Linked DNA regions of Homo sapiens: region 2 is linked to region 1. A link is a contact called in ENCODE Hi-C or POLR2A ChIA-PET data. All regions are on one chromosome and are shown on one strand. Each heading gives the region's core, a stretch centred on a gene start or an enhancer-like site at or near the end of the contact. The rest is flanking DNA. Distances are from core to core; before and after follow the strand shown. Region 1 has its middle 28 kb from the start of TNFSF14. Region 2 holds the start of KHSRP (KH-type splicing regulatory protein).

Region 1 (6,816 bases), core at 2,799-5,298:
AGTGGATTCATAGCACCCCTGTTAGGACAGGGGTGAGACATGAAGAGAGAGGATTCTGATCAGAGAAGGAACAGCAGGCTCCAGCATCAAAGTTGGGAGGGAGGTTTTGGGGTAAGGAGACAAAAAGATAAGCTCAGCCTTCCTCCATAAAGCTTTTTCTGAATCTCACCCACATCCCATCTCCTCCATTCCTGGGCTCCATCCCTGGGGCTCCATTCTTCCAGCCCTGACCACATAGAACTAAAAGCATCTTGTCCAGCTGTGACTCCTCCACCCATCCCAGAGGATCCTCAAAAAAAGGAGCCTGGACATGAGTTATTCTGGGGTCCCCTACACCCAGTAAGGGGTCCAGGAAAAATGTTCTGCAGGATTTCTGCAACGGGAGAGAGCTCAGTGGTCTGAGGCCATGGAAGGCTGGATGAGGATCAGGAAGATCTCAGTGAACAGGGAGGAAATTCAGGGCCATCGCTAGTCTAAGGCTGCAGTGGAGGGTGACCATGGCAGGGGTCACAGAGGAAAATGAGGCAGGGCAAGGGGAAATTGTAAATGCCAGTGTAAAGAATTGTGGTGTCAGTTATAGGCAATAGAGAGTTTCCATCATTAACACCACAAGGAGCAGCATTTAACCAATGATGGATGGGATTTAGTGGATAAATACCCGGCTTCCCTGTCCCCAGGGTGGGACAACTCCAAGGCATAGTCTACACAGTCACCCCAAAGTCCCCAATGGGATAGCCCATAGCAGACACCTGTGCACTAATACACCCTGTATTAGTTCCTACCCATACCTCTTCTCACATTTCCTGGGGATGCCTTTGTGGTGTACAGACCCTGGGGTGATTTCCCAAAAATTCCTACCTCCTGGCATCCAAGCCTTTGTATAATCCCCTCTCCTTGAGTTCCAGCAGAACCTGACTTGCTTCTAACCAATAGAAGATGACAAAGATGGCCAGGTGTGTGGTGGCTTGCACCGGTAATCCTAGCACTTTGGGAGGCCAACGCGGGAGGACTGCTTGAGCCCAGGAATTGGAAACCAGCCTGAGCAACATAGTGAGATCGCATCTCTACAAAAATTTTTTTTTAAGTTAGCTAGGCATGGTGGCGCATGCCTGTAATCCCAGCTACTCAGGAAGCTGAGGCAGAAGGATCACTTGAGTTCAGGAGTTCAAGACCAGCCTGGGCAACATGGCAAGACCCTGGCTCTGCAAAAAATTTAAAAACTTAGCCAGGTGTGGTGGCACACGCCTGTAGTCCCAGCTACTCAGGAAGCTGAAGCAGGAGGATCGCTTGAGTTCAGGAGTTCAAGACTGGCCTGGGCAACATAGCAAGACCTTGGCTCTACAAAAAAATTTATTTTATTTTATTTTATTTTATTTTATTTTATTTTATTTTATTTTATTTTATTTGAGACAGACTCTCACTCTGTTGCCCAGGCTGGAGTGCAGTGGCGTGATTTCGGCTCACTGAAACTTCCACCTCCCAGGCTTAAACAATTCTCCTGCTTGGACCTCCTGAGTAGCTGGGATTACAGGCATGTGCCACCACGCCCAGCTAATTTTTATAGTTTTAGTAGAGATGGGGTTTTGCCATGTTGGCCAGGCTGGTCTCAAACTCCTAACCTCAGGTGATCCGTCTGCCTCGGCCTCCCAAAGTGCTAGGATAATAGGTGTGAGCCACTGCACCCGGCCTACAAAAAATTTTAAAAATTAGCCAGGCGTGGTAGCACATGCCTGTAGTCCCAGCTACTCAGGAGGCTGAGGTGGAAGGACTGCTTGAGTCCAGAAGTTTGAGGCTGCAGTGAGCTATGATCACACCACTGCACTCTAGTCTGGGCAACAGAACGAGATGCTGTCTCAATTTAAAAAAATAAAAATAAAAATTTAAAAGATGGCAAAGGTGATGGGCTATCACTCCCTTGATTAGGTTACATTATATAGGACTATCAGACTGGAATGAGAGGTTCCCTGATGGCCTTGAAGAAGCACATTGCCAGCTGTGAACTGCCTATGGAAAGGGTCATATGGCACAGAACGGCAAGAAGCCTCTAAAAGCCGAGGGCCTCAATCTTACCACCACAAGGAACCGAATTCTGCCAACAACCAGCTGAGCTTGGAAAAGGACTGCAAACTCCGGGAAAGAATGTAGTGCAGTCGACATATGAACTGTAGTCTTGAGACCCACAGCACAATGCTCAATTAAACTGTCCGTCTACCTGAACTTTTTTTTTTTTTTAGACGGAGTTTCACTCTTGTCGTCCAGGCTGGAGTGCAATGGCGCGATCTTGGCTGACTGCAACCTCCACCTCCCAGGTTCAAGCCATTCTCCCGCCTCAGCCTCCCAGTACCTGGGATTACAGGCACCTGCCACCACGCCCAACTAATTTTTGTATTTTTAGTAGAGGCAGGGTTTCACCATGTTGGCCAGGCTGGTCTCAAACTCCCGACCTCAGGTGACTCGCCTGCCTCAGCCTCCCAAAGTGCTGGGATTACAGACGTGAATCTGTACCTGGACTTCTGACTGAGGACACTGAGATAATGATAAAGATGTGGGCCAGGCGCAGTGGCTCATGCCTGTAATCCCAGCATTTTGGGAGGCCGAGGCGGGCGGATCACAAGGTCAGGAGATCGAGACCATCCTGACTAACATGGTGAAACCCCATCTCTACTAAAAATACAAAAAATTAGCCGGGTGCGGTGGCGGGTGCCTGTAGTCCCAGGTACTCGGGAGGCTGAGGCAGGAGAATGGCGTGAACTCGGGAGGCGAAGCTTGCAGTGAGCCAAGATTGCACCACTGCACTCCAGCCTGGGCGACAGAGCGAGACTCTGTCTCAAAAAAAAAAAAAAAAAAAAAAAAAAAGATAAAGATGTGTTGTTTTAAGCTGCCAGGTTCTTGATAATTTCATTTCTTACACAGCAATAGCTAGCTAATAAACCTCTTGCCCCCACATCTTTTTCCCAGGGTCTGCTTTTATGGGAACTCAAACTAAGGCACAAAAGCAGTTTATATAAATCTCAATCCAGGCGGGGCATGGAGGCTCACGCCTGTAATCCCAGCCTTTGGGAGGTCGAGGCAGGTGGATCACCTGAGATCAGGAGTTCGAGACCAGCCTGGCCAACGTGCCAAAATCCCATCTCTACAAAAATTAGCTGGGCGTGGTGCCACATGCCCGTGGTCCCGGCTACTAAGGGAGCTGAGGCGGGAGGATCCAGTGAGCCTGGGAAGTGGAGGTTGCAGTGAGCCGAGATCATGCCACTGCACTCCAGCCTGGGTGACAAAGCGAGACCCTGTCTCAAAAAAAAAAAAAAAAAAAAATTAAATCTCAATCCACAAGGAGTGCAAAGTTAACTTTATTTTTTCATTAACGTAACGTTATTTATATTTCAAGACCCCTTTGTACCAGAATGCTGAGAACCTGCCAACAGTCCCTCGGAAACCATCTCTCCCTACATCCTGCTTTCCCAAGACTGTCAAAGTTCCAGGGAGCTTTGGAATTGCGGAGGCATTAAGGGTGAAGAAAAGACTAATTCTCAAAATGCATGTCCATAAGGTCCCCACCATCCGTCTGCTCCTGGCCTATGAGACCTTCTTTCTTGTCCTTGTTCCTTAGAAAGGCAGCGCCTTGGCTGAGCGTGGTGGCTCACGCCTGTAATCCCATCACTTTGAGAGGCCGAGGTGGGTGGATCACAAGATCAAGAGTTCAAGACCATCCTGGCTAACACGGTGAAACCCCCGCCTCTACTAAAAATACAAAAATTAGCTGGGCGTGGTTGTGCACACCTGTAGTCCCAGCTACTGGGGAGGCTGAGGCAGGAGAATCGCTTGAACCCAAGAGGCGGAGCTTGCAGTGAGCAGAGATCGCACCACTGCACTCCAGCCTGGGTGACAGAGTGGGACTCTGTCTCAAAAAAAAAAAAGAAAGAAAGAAAGGCAGCACTTTCTCTACTACTCCTATACCTTGCTCGTGAGGCCGATTTTCAGCTGAGTTGAGGCACAGGAAACTTTTTGAGGCTTTCTGTGGCTTCAGATGCCCAAAGCCACTATTAAGTCACTTCCTTTTTTGGAGACCTGCCGCTTCTCTGGTCTCTGTTGTGGTGAGCAGAGTCCAAGCCTTCTCTATCTTTAGGTTCCTCTAAAACTCCTCTGGGGAACTTTCCATGTTTCTAGATCTCTACCTAAAAAGCAGGGTGTAGGAACTTTCCTCCATGGTACGGGCCTCACTATGTTCCCCCGAAATTTACACACTGAAGTCCTCGCCCCCACCACCTCAGAATTTGACTGTATTTGAAGATTGAATCTTCGAAAAGGTAATTAACTTAAAATGAGGCCCTTAAGATGAGCTCCAATTCAATAAGATTAGGGTCTGTATAAGAAAAGGAGATTAGGACAGGGATACAGAAAAAGGGACCATCTTATAAAGACACAGGGAGGGCAGGGCGTGGTGGCTCATGCCTGTAATCCCAGCACTTTGAGAGTCTGAGGCAGAAGGATTGCTTGAGCCCAGGGGTTCAAGGCTGCAGTGAGCTACGATCATATGACTGCACTCCAGCAGCCTGGAGTGCATTTAACCCTGGATTGAAAAATCACAGGGAGAAGCCTGGTGAAACTGATTTTGGAGTCTGGGCTCCAGAACTTTAAGATAATAGACTTGTGTTGTTGTTTTTGTTAAGAGACCAGCTGTCAGCCAGGCTGGAGTGCAGTGGTGCGATCATAGCTCACTGCAGCCTCAAACTCTTGGGCTCAAATGATCCTCCTGCCTCAGCCTCCCAAGTTGCTGGGAATACAGGCCCATGCCATGGCACCCGACTAACTTTTTAATTTTTTGTAGAGTCAGAGTCACGCTATGTTGCCCTGGCCGGTCTTGAACTCCTGGCTCAAGCGATCCTCCCACCTTGGCTTCTCAAAATGCTGGGGCTACAGGCATGCACCACCATGCCTGGCTAATTTTTTTTTTTTTTTGTAGACATGGGGTATCACTATGCTGCCCAGGATGGTCTCAAACTCCTGGCTTCTCACTACACTCCCACCTCGGCCTCCCAAAGTGCTGGGACTGCAAATGTGAGCCACTGTACCCAACCAATCTGTGTTGTTTTAAGCCATTAAGTGTGTGGTAATTTGTTACAATAGCAATAGGAGAACGGTGGGGATTGGGTAGCACACCACAGCATCCGCTATAGCCCGCCCCTTAAGCCACTCAGATTCATTTGGGGTTTGTGTGTGTGTGTGTGTTTGTTTGTTTGTTTGTTTGTTTGTTTTTGGCTGGAGTGCAGTGTCACGATCTCGGCTCACTGCAACCTCTGCCTCCTGGGTTCAAGCGATTCTCCTGTCTCAGCCACCCGAGTAGCTGGGGTTACAGGTGCCCCCCATCACGTCCAGCTAAGTTTTGTATTTTTAGTAGAGATGGGGTTTCACTATGTTGGCCAAGCTGGTCTCCAACTCCTGGCCTCAGGTGATTCGCCCAACTGAGCCTCCCAAAGTGCTGGGATTACAGGAGTGAGCCATGGCGCCCGGCCCAGATTCATTTGTTTTATAAGGAGACTCACTGCATTTGAGGACAGCTACTTAGGATTCTTGGTCTCTATGCCAGCCAGAAAATGAAGGTTGGTGGGATGAGCCACAGTTTACACTGCAGGAGTGGAGTCTAGCAGCCCCCGTGAGTGTTCACCCTCTCCCTCTCCCACTGTCCCTTCTAGAGTCCCTTCATCTTCAGGTGGCCCTTCTGTTGGTGTAGGTGGCTCACCTGGTGGGGTCACCTAGATCCTCATCCCTGAGGGATCTGAGACCTTGCTCACCATGTCTTTAGGCCCTTAAGGGCGACATTAATCTCTGCTATTCCACTGTGATGCAACCTTGCATTTGTTTTTGTTTTTGTTTGTGTTTGTGCTTTTGCTTTTGCTTTTTTTGAGACAGAGTCTCACTCTGCAGCCCAGGCTGGAGTGCAGTGGCACAGTCTTGGCTCACTGCAACCTCCGGCTTCCAGGTTCAAGTGACCCACCTGCCTCAGCCTCCCTAGTAGCTGGGTCCACAGGCACGTGCCGCCACGCCCGGCTAATTTTTGTATTTTTAGTAGAGTCGGGGTTTCACCATGTTGGCCAGGCTGGTCTCGAGCTCCTGGCCTCAGGTGATCCACCTGCCTTGGCCTCCCAAGGTGCTGGGATTACAGGCATGAGCCACCGTGCCTGGCCCAACCTTGCATTGATTTACTGTCTTGGTCAGTGAGAGGTGACAAGGAAAGTGATTTTAGAGGTCTCCATTGGTCTTATCCACAGGAAAAGTTTGCTGACACCTCATCTACTGAGTCATTTCCACATGCTCAGTGCTTAACCCAGATCATCTTAACCCCTGCGATGTTGATACTATGATTGTCCCCTAACTACAGATGAGCTAACGGAGGCACGAGGGAGTGAGGTCACCAGTGCAAGGTTCTTCAGCTAGGAAGTGGTAGATCCTTCTGGTTTCAGAGCCCTTGCCCTAACCCACTCACCTATATCTTCTGGGTGGATATATGGGCTGGTATCAGCCTATGCATAGACCCCATTTTATTATCTGCTCTCCTACTGATGGACACGTAGCCTGCTTCACAGTGTTATACGCAATGCAGTGATGAACATCCAATTGAGTGTCTTTCTATGCAGGTGGGCCCCCGTCACAGGTGCTGGGTGAGCTCAGATGAGGGTTTGGAGAAGGGTTTTGAGCCTTTGGGTGTTGACCTTTATCATCTCAGGATTTCAAATCCAGCCCTTTGCACCTGCTTCCCTTCATCTCCCATCTTTTCTTTGTTGTTGTTGTTGTTTGTTTATTTATTATTTTTTTTAAGAT
Region 2 (6,702 bases), core at 455-2,954, 220 kb after region 1:
ATCCTGGCCCAGCAGGGCTGGCTAGGGCTGTACCGAGGCATGACCCCCACGCTACTGAAGGTCTTACCAGCAGGTGGCATCAGCTATGTGGTGTACGAAGCCATGAAGAAAACCCTGGGCATATAGGCTGTGAGCTGGACGACACAGCCTAGGCAGAAATGGGACAGGAGGACCTGATGACCCCTGGCCCCAAAGAGCCCTCGAGGCCTCAAGGTTCAGGCCCTGGGGCAGTTTTTGGTGGCAAAAGCAGGCTGGGGGTGGGGGTGGGGCTCTGGGTCAGAAGATTCCTGAAGCTGGGGTTGGTGGTGGGTGGAGGGGGGCAGTGCTGGGTCAGAAAACTCCTGGGACTCCCTCCCCAGGGTGCAGCCTGAGACAAGAAACGTGGACTCCAGTCTGGCCCCTTGTGGGTCGTCCTGGCTCCAGGGCGAAATGGTGAACATGTCACACAACAAGGAATAAAGAGATGGTTTTTGCTGAACGTGTCTGGATACTTGGGCCTAGGAGTGGAACTGGGTGCATGAGATCCCTGGACCCAGTAGGGGAGCTGGGGACCTTGGGCCTCTGGGTCCTGAATGGGAATTTGTGTCCAGGAGAGGAAGTGAGGACCTAGGATAGGAGCTTGAGGCTTGGATCCCAGGGCCTTAGGCGAAGGGAGTGAGGGGTGTGAAGTGAGGGGTGTGATCGAGGCTGTGATCCCTCGATCCCGGTTGTTGGAACGGTTCTGGACTCGTGAGTGGGGCTGGTTCCTTGAGTCCTGCAAGAGAACTGGACGCTCTAGATGGGGGGTCGAGAGAGAAGAAGGCCCGGGGGATCCCGAGTTTCCTGCTTTCCGGCCTCCCCACCTCCGGAAGCGCTCGATCTCTAAGGCTTCAAGCGGGCCACGTGCCGGGCCTACCCAACCAGGCTGCCGGTGAGCTAACCCAGACATCAGGCCTGAGTTCGGGCAGCCGATTGCCACCGCCCACGTCGGCTGCCATTCACTACAGTTCCCGCTAATCCCCTCGCTGTCTGGTGGCCGACTCCGCCCCAATGCAGCGGCGCTTCCACTGGCTCCCACCAAAAGTGGGCGCTTTGATTTCCTTCATTCCCATTTGTCCAGACCAGTGTCAGTCACCGAACACCCACCCATGTCGCTCAGCCATTGGCTTAGAAGTCAGGGATAGAAAAGGATTCTGGTTAACAAGGGAAGCAATTAAAGTCCAAAGCCAACCTCATCACCCAGAACTCGTCAGGAATTGGATTAATTGGCTGCCCATCTTTACAAGCACCACCTCTCACGTGCATTCATTGGCTTGTGTCCACGACTATCAAACCTAACGCCCACCCAGCCGGTCCATAGGAGTCTTCCACTAGGCCCGGCCTTACAGTCCACGTGACTCTTCAGAACCGTCAATCTAATTCTGAAGCCGCCCCGCGAATCTGGCACTCGCGTTTCATTGGGCCTCCTGCCTTCTCAGATCTCCTTCATTTGCCCGCCCAGCACGGGCAGCTCGCAGCTATTGCCTCTGAGAGCTGTCAGTCACTCTGAGCCTCCCGCCCACTGCCCCTCATTGCACTCCGATTGGCCACCTCCTACAGAGCTCGCGATTGGTGTCCGGGGTGCGGCGGCTGCCTCCCATTGGCCCGCCGGAGTCGTCCGTCACGTCGGCGGCGGGAGGGGCGACTCTCTCCCCCCTCGTCGTCCTCCCAGCGGCTGGGTTCCCAGAGTGCTCCGCGGCCGTGTGGAGCGAGGCCTTGTTCCCGCGTTGAGCCGCCGCCGCCGCCGCCGCCTCCTCAGCTTCAGCCTCCGCGCCAGGCCCGGCCCCGCCGCGCCATGTCGGACTACAGCACGGGAGGACCCCCGCCCGGGCCGCCGCCGCCCGCCGGCGGGGGCGGGGGAGCCGGAGGCGCCGGGGGAGGCCCTCCGCCGGGCCCGCCAGGCGCGGGGGACCGGGGCGGCGGCGGTCCCGGCGGCGGCGGCCCGGGCGGGGGGTCGGCCGGGGGCCCCTCTCAGCCACCCGGCGGAGGCGGCCCGGGAATCCGCAAGGACGCTTTCGCCGACGCCGTGCAGCGGGCCCGCCAGGTGAGGAGGCCGAGGGCCTGAGGGGCGCGCTCGCGCGCGCGCGCAGGCGGGGGAGGGGGCGGGGGTCACGTGCGCGCGCGCGCGCAGGGTCGCGGAGGGGGGCCGGGGCCGTCGCGGGGTCACGTGGGCGGTAGGCGGGGGCCTGGCCCTCCCGCTGCGCCTCGAGTGGGATCCCAACGGGTGACCCCCCTGCAGGGAGTAGGGGCGCACTGGGGGTCACCAGGAGCGGCGCCTGGGTGTGCAGGCGCCCCGGAGCTCGGAGACGCACTTTTGGGACCCCCCCCTTAGCCCCCCGGCCTTAGGACATGCCTGGAGGCAGGGGTCCACCTTCCCGGGCGGAGGGCCTTTACTCTCCCCTCCATATCAGGGCAAAGGGCAGTGTTTGCCCCCAACCCAGTCCCATTTCTGTCCCCTCTCTAGGAGAAAGGGACATTGTGGGGGTGGGAGGGACAGTCCTTCCTCTTCAGTCGGGAAAGTGGATGGGGACCTGTCTAGGGCTGAGCACTTGGGCGAAATGGGGAAGACGAGCATGGGGACTGGCTCTTGGATGCTTTGGTGGCTTGAAAGCGTGGTCTGTCTCTTTGGGGGAAAGAAGGGAGGGTCTCCCACCCCCGTGTATTGAGGCGTAATGACAAGGAAGTGTCACATGCTGCTAGGACTGACCTCTCCAGCTCCATTTGCAGCCTCCCCATGGCCTGGAGGGGTGGGGGTCGGTAGAATGGGAGGACTTTGCCGCCGACCGGCTCCTGGGCTGTCCCAATGCCTCCGGGGCTAGAGACTGGCTCCTCCCAAGGTGGGAGGTCCCGTTAAGTGAACGCCTGTGTTCTGGCCCTCTGTCGTCTCTCTCACCCTTGGAGTTGGGTGGGTTCTAGCGTGCATTTGGTCTTATTGCCCATGGAACCGTCTGATTCTGGGACAGCTTGAAGGGAGGAAGCTGGTGCTGTCAGTTGGTGGGGACAGGCCCCCTGTGGGCATCCCATGAGTTTTGGCTCTAGGGCAGCGTAGAAAAATGGAGACTGGTGGAAAGGGAGATTCTTAACATGGTTTGGGTTTCTAAACCCCAGACTCTGATCCTAAGTTTGCTGGGTTGAGGTTTCTTTAAAGTTGCTCTTCACGTGTCTGAGATGTAACTTGTGTCCCATAGAGTCTTGGTTTTTTGTTTGTTTGTTTGTTTTTTGGAAACAGTCTCAATATCACCCAGGCAGGGGTGCAGTGGCACGATCTCAGCACACCACAGCCTCCACCTCTCCAGTTGAAGTGCTCCTCCTGCCTCAGCCTCCCGAGTAGCTGGGATTATAAGTGTGCACCACCACACCCAGCTAATTTTTGTATTTTTAGTAGAGATGGAGTTTGACCATGTCAGCCAGTCTGTCTCGAACTCCTGAGTTCAAGTGATCTGCCCGCCTCGGCCTCCCAAAATGCTGGGATTACAGGCATAAGTCACAGTGCCCAGCCATCCAGAGAGTCTTCTGTTTTGGTCAAATGAGGATTTCATATCCCTTGAAGTGATCGCTTTGCTCAAATTTATTCAATAAATTGATAAAAGGATTTTGAGAGTGGGGGAGATAGGGGAAAATTGAACTCTTCAGCATCCCAGGAAAACGGGGCTAAAAAAAAACACACTTTCTGGTTTTCTGAGCTGGGGCCACTGGCAGGAGGAAGTGTCTGAAAGCTCTTGGAGATGACCTGGGAACCCTCCCTGACACCTGAGCCTCTGTTCCTTGTCACCCCTAGAACGAAGTCAGTGTGGATTATGGGCTGGCCACAATTAAGACACAAATCCCAGGAGAAGGGAAGAGGGGAATTTTGATATTCCCAGTTAACTGGTGAGAACCTTGAGGCCTAGGTTCAAAACTCCTAGGATGTCTTAACCAACTGACTCTTCCCTAAGTTGGAGGGCCAGACACCAAGACCTGATGGGCTTTCGTGTCCAGGAGATGTTCTGAGAAGTTGACCTGGGTGCCATGGAGGGTTGTTTTTGGTGGTAATTCTTCTGTGCTTACTACTTTATTCTAGATTGCAGCCAAAATTGGAGGCGATGCTGCCACGACAGTGAATAACAGCACTCCTGATTTTGGTTTTGGGGGCCAAAAGAGACAGTTGGAAGATGGAGGTAACTCCCTGCTGCTGCCTTTAGCTTAGGAGGAAGGGCTGGGGGCCTAAAGAGGTGCTTTTGTTTGAGTGTGGTTCAGAGGGGGTGGGTGTCACTGTTGTTTGGTCTTTTAAAACCTCAGCAATCCCGGCCTTGTTAATTCTTCTTGTTCCGTCTGCCATCCTGAGGTATCAGGTGGCAGAGAGGAGGGCAGATTGATTGTGACTGGGTCGAAGTTGTAAGTTCCCAAGATGATTCCTCCCTTTCTGGGAGGCTGAGGCAACCTGGAGCAGTTACTGAGGCTTGATGTGAAGTTGGCCCAGCTCTGGGGTGCGTAGTGTGACCCCAAGTAGCGGATGATCAACCCTGACCAACTCCACTGTTATCCACGACACCCTCCCTGCTAGAGGCAGGTCCTGTCCTAAACCGGGAGGACTCAGGTGCCTGGTGGTGGTTGCGTGTTCTGAAGGCTTTTTTACTCTGAGCGTTGGTGGCGGAATTGGCGGGGTCTGGCCTCCCTCAGGGGCCAGTCTCTCCTGGGCTCCTGTCTCAGCTCCTGTTAAGGGTGGGGGCCGAGGGGCACTGTTTACCTTGGACATGTGGCACCAGCATCAGGTTCGAGGCGGCCGTGGGTGGGTGGGTGCTGCATCTGCCATCCTCTCTCTTTCCCAGATCAACCGGAGAGCAAGAAGCTGGCTTCCCAGGGAGACTGTAAGTCCAGGGGGTCTGGTGGCAGATATGTGGCTTCAGAGGGTTGAGGTTTTCAGGAGTCAGGAGCTGGAAGCACTGAGGAGGTGGCAGCTCTTTACAGAGGCCCCTGGTGCTTCATTCTGGGGCCCATACGTTTGAGGGATCCCAGGAACCCTGAAATTGAGGGAGATGAGCTCTGTGCTTTTATGGGGAGGAATCCACAGCATCCATGAGGCACTGGAGCAGGCTGGGGACCGTGGTGCCGGGCTCAGCTCCCACTGACCCGGGGCAGGCAGTGCCAAGTGCCCGAGGAGGAGCTAAGCCAGTCTTTGCTTTGGGTTTTCTCTCTACAGCAATCAGTTCTCAACTTGGACCCATCCATCCTCCCCCAAGGTAAGCCATGGTGGGGCCCACACTGCTTTCTTGTCTGTTGGCCAGCAGACTGGCCTTTCTGCTGACTTGGGAGGGCTCTGACTGGGGGCACATCTCTCAGGTTTTATCCCCCAGTGCCAGTTGACCAGAGTGCTCAGACGGGAATGAGGCAGAGGAGCTGTGTCCGTTCCTCGTACCCCTTGTCTGAAGGGCTGTGGGAGGGGAGCGTCGTGGCAGTCACTGTAGTGATAGGGTGGTCTCCGCACCCTATGGCTTCCTCCGCTGGGGTGGGGACTCTGAGCAGCACAAATGTCGTCTTCCTGGAAGAGGCTAGGAGGGCCTTGCTTCCCTCCCTCACACATCTGCAAGTGCCCATCCCACTCAGTGCTGTGGAGCTCAGGGCTCTTTGCCACCTCTTTGCCCCACCAGATGGACTGAGGTGAACCTGACACAGGGCAGTTGTCAGGGGTCATTTTTTGTTTGTTTGTTTTTAATGGGCCAGTAGTTTCATAAAATACTAGGAAAATAAGATGAAAAGGACATACAGCCAGCTTTTTAGAACTGAGAGACATAGAGTGACTGTCAGCTTGCTACTCAGTGCTCCCTCTCGCCCTGAATCAATGGGACGGCACCAGGCCAAGGCCCACAATGCCCAGAGCAAGCCTCTCGGGGCACAGATGGGGAAACTGAGGCCTTGGCAGTTTTGTGGCCTGTGTGGTCAGACTCTGCTTAGACCTATGGTGGCCTTGGCTTCAAGTAGACCTTCCAGAGCTGCTGTCCTCCTCCCTTCCCACTTGAGGACTGACCTTTGGCGTGTCTCTTTACAGGACTTCAATGACAGAAGAGTACAGGGTCCCAGACGGCATGGTGGGCCTGAGTGAGTGTGGGTCACCTTGGGTGGGGAGGCCCACTCTTCCCCAGGAGGAAGTGTCCTGTGAGCTCCTGCCAGCCCAGAAGCCCTGGTCTGAGAGGGCTCCTATGTGCTGTTCTCATTTGTCCCTCCTTCGTCCCCTCTGGGCAGAGGACAGGAGCTCTCTAGAGGACTGCTGCCCTCCTGAACGTCAGAGGGGCTGGGGCCCCGGCCACACAGTCTCCTGAGGCCTGGGCTCCCTTCCCTCATCACGCTTTGCTTTTCTCCTTCTTTCTCCATCCAGTCATTGGCAGAGGAGGTGAACAAATTAACAAAATCCAACAGGATTCAGGCTGCAAAGTACAGATTTCTCCAGGTATAAGAGCGTCAGGTTCCTGCCAGAGTGGGGGCCAGGGTTGGGCCCTTTGCACTTTCCTTTAATTACTTAATTTCCACGGGGACTGTGGACAGGAAGCGAGCTGGCGCTTGTTGGTGCTTACTACGGACCAGGCTCAGTGCAGTATCTCACTCCACTAGTACTGCCCACGGGGCACAGCTGTGACTTTTTTTATTTTCAGTGGGTGGGTATGGACTGAGGTGGCAGGGCTAGCATTTCGCACAGGGGCCTGGTTCCAG

Evidence for each region. A loop is a pair of places that touch in the nucleus more often than their neighbours do. ChIA-PET counts read pairs that join two places held with the same protein, here RNA polymerase II (POLR2A). Pooled maps may share reads with other maps.
Region 2: a pooled map shows a loop between it and region 1 (3-fold over the local background). The contact joins the promoter of KHSRP here to the enhancer-like site in region 1. A Hi-C loop is called at or near these places in 1 of 37 single-sample maps with no recorded cell type and 7 of 50 pooled maps. POLR2A ChIA-PET finds 5 or more read pairs at or near these places in 2 of 52 experiments (activated CD4-positive, alpha-beta T cell and activated naive CD4-positive, alpha-beta T cell).

The regions. Positions count from the first base shown.
Region 1 is chr19:6,639,168-6,645,983 of GRCh38, reverse strand. No RefSeq gene overlaps it. Among named protein-coding and RNA genes, the nearest start is that of TNFSF14, 28 kb to the left of the region's middle. RefSeq lists an enhancer at 6,262-6,311. Within about 2 kb of position 4,048, at least 4 of the 41 ENCODE cell types and tissues checked have a DNase peak (open chromatin) inside an H3K27ac peak, as active enhancers do.
Region 2 is chr19:6,419,813-6,426,514 of GRCh38, reverse strand. KHSRP (KH-type splicing regulatory protein) reads left to right here and starts at 1,704. Exons shown (of 19, transcript NM_001366299.1): 1 at 1,704-2,062; 2 at 4,079-4,175; 3 at 4,827-4,865; 4 at 5,198-5,237; 5 at 6,044-6,093; 6 at 6,371-6,442. The coding sequence starts at 1,814. SLC25A41 (solute carrier family 25 member 41) reads left to right here. Exons shown (of 7, transcript NM_173637.4): 7 at 1-478. The coding sequence ends at 126. RefSeq lists an enhancer at 1,277-1,396.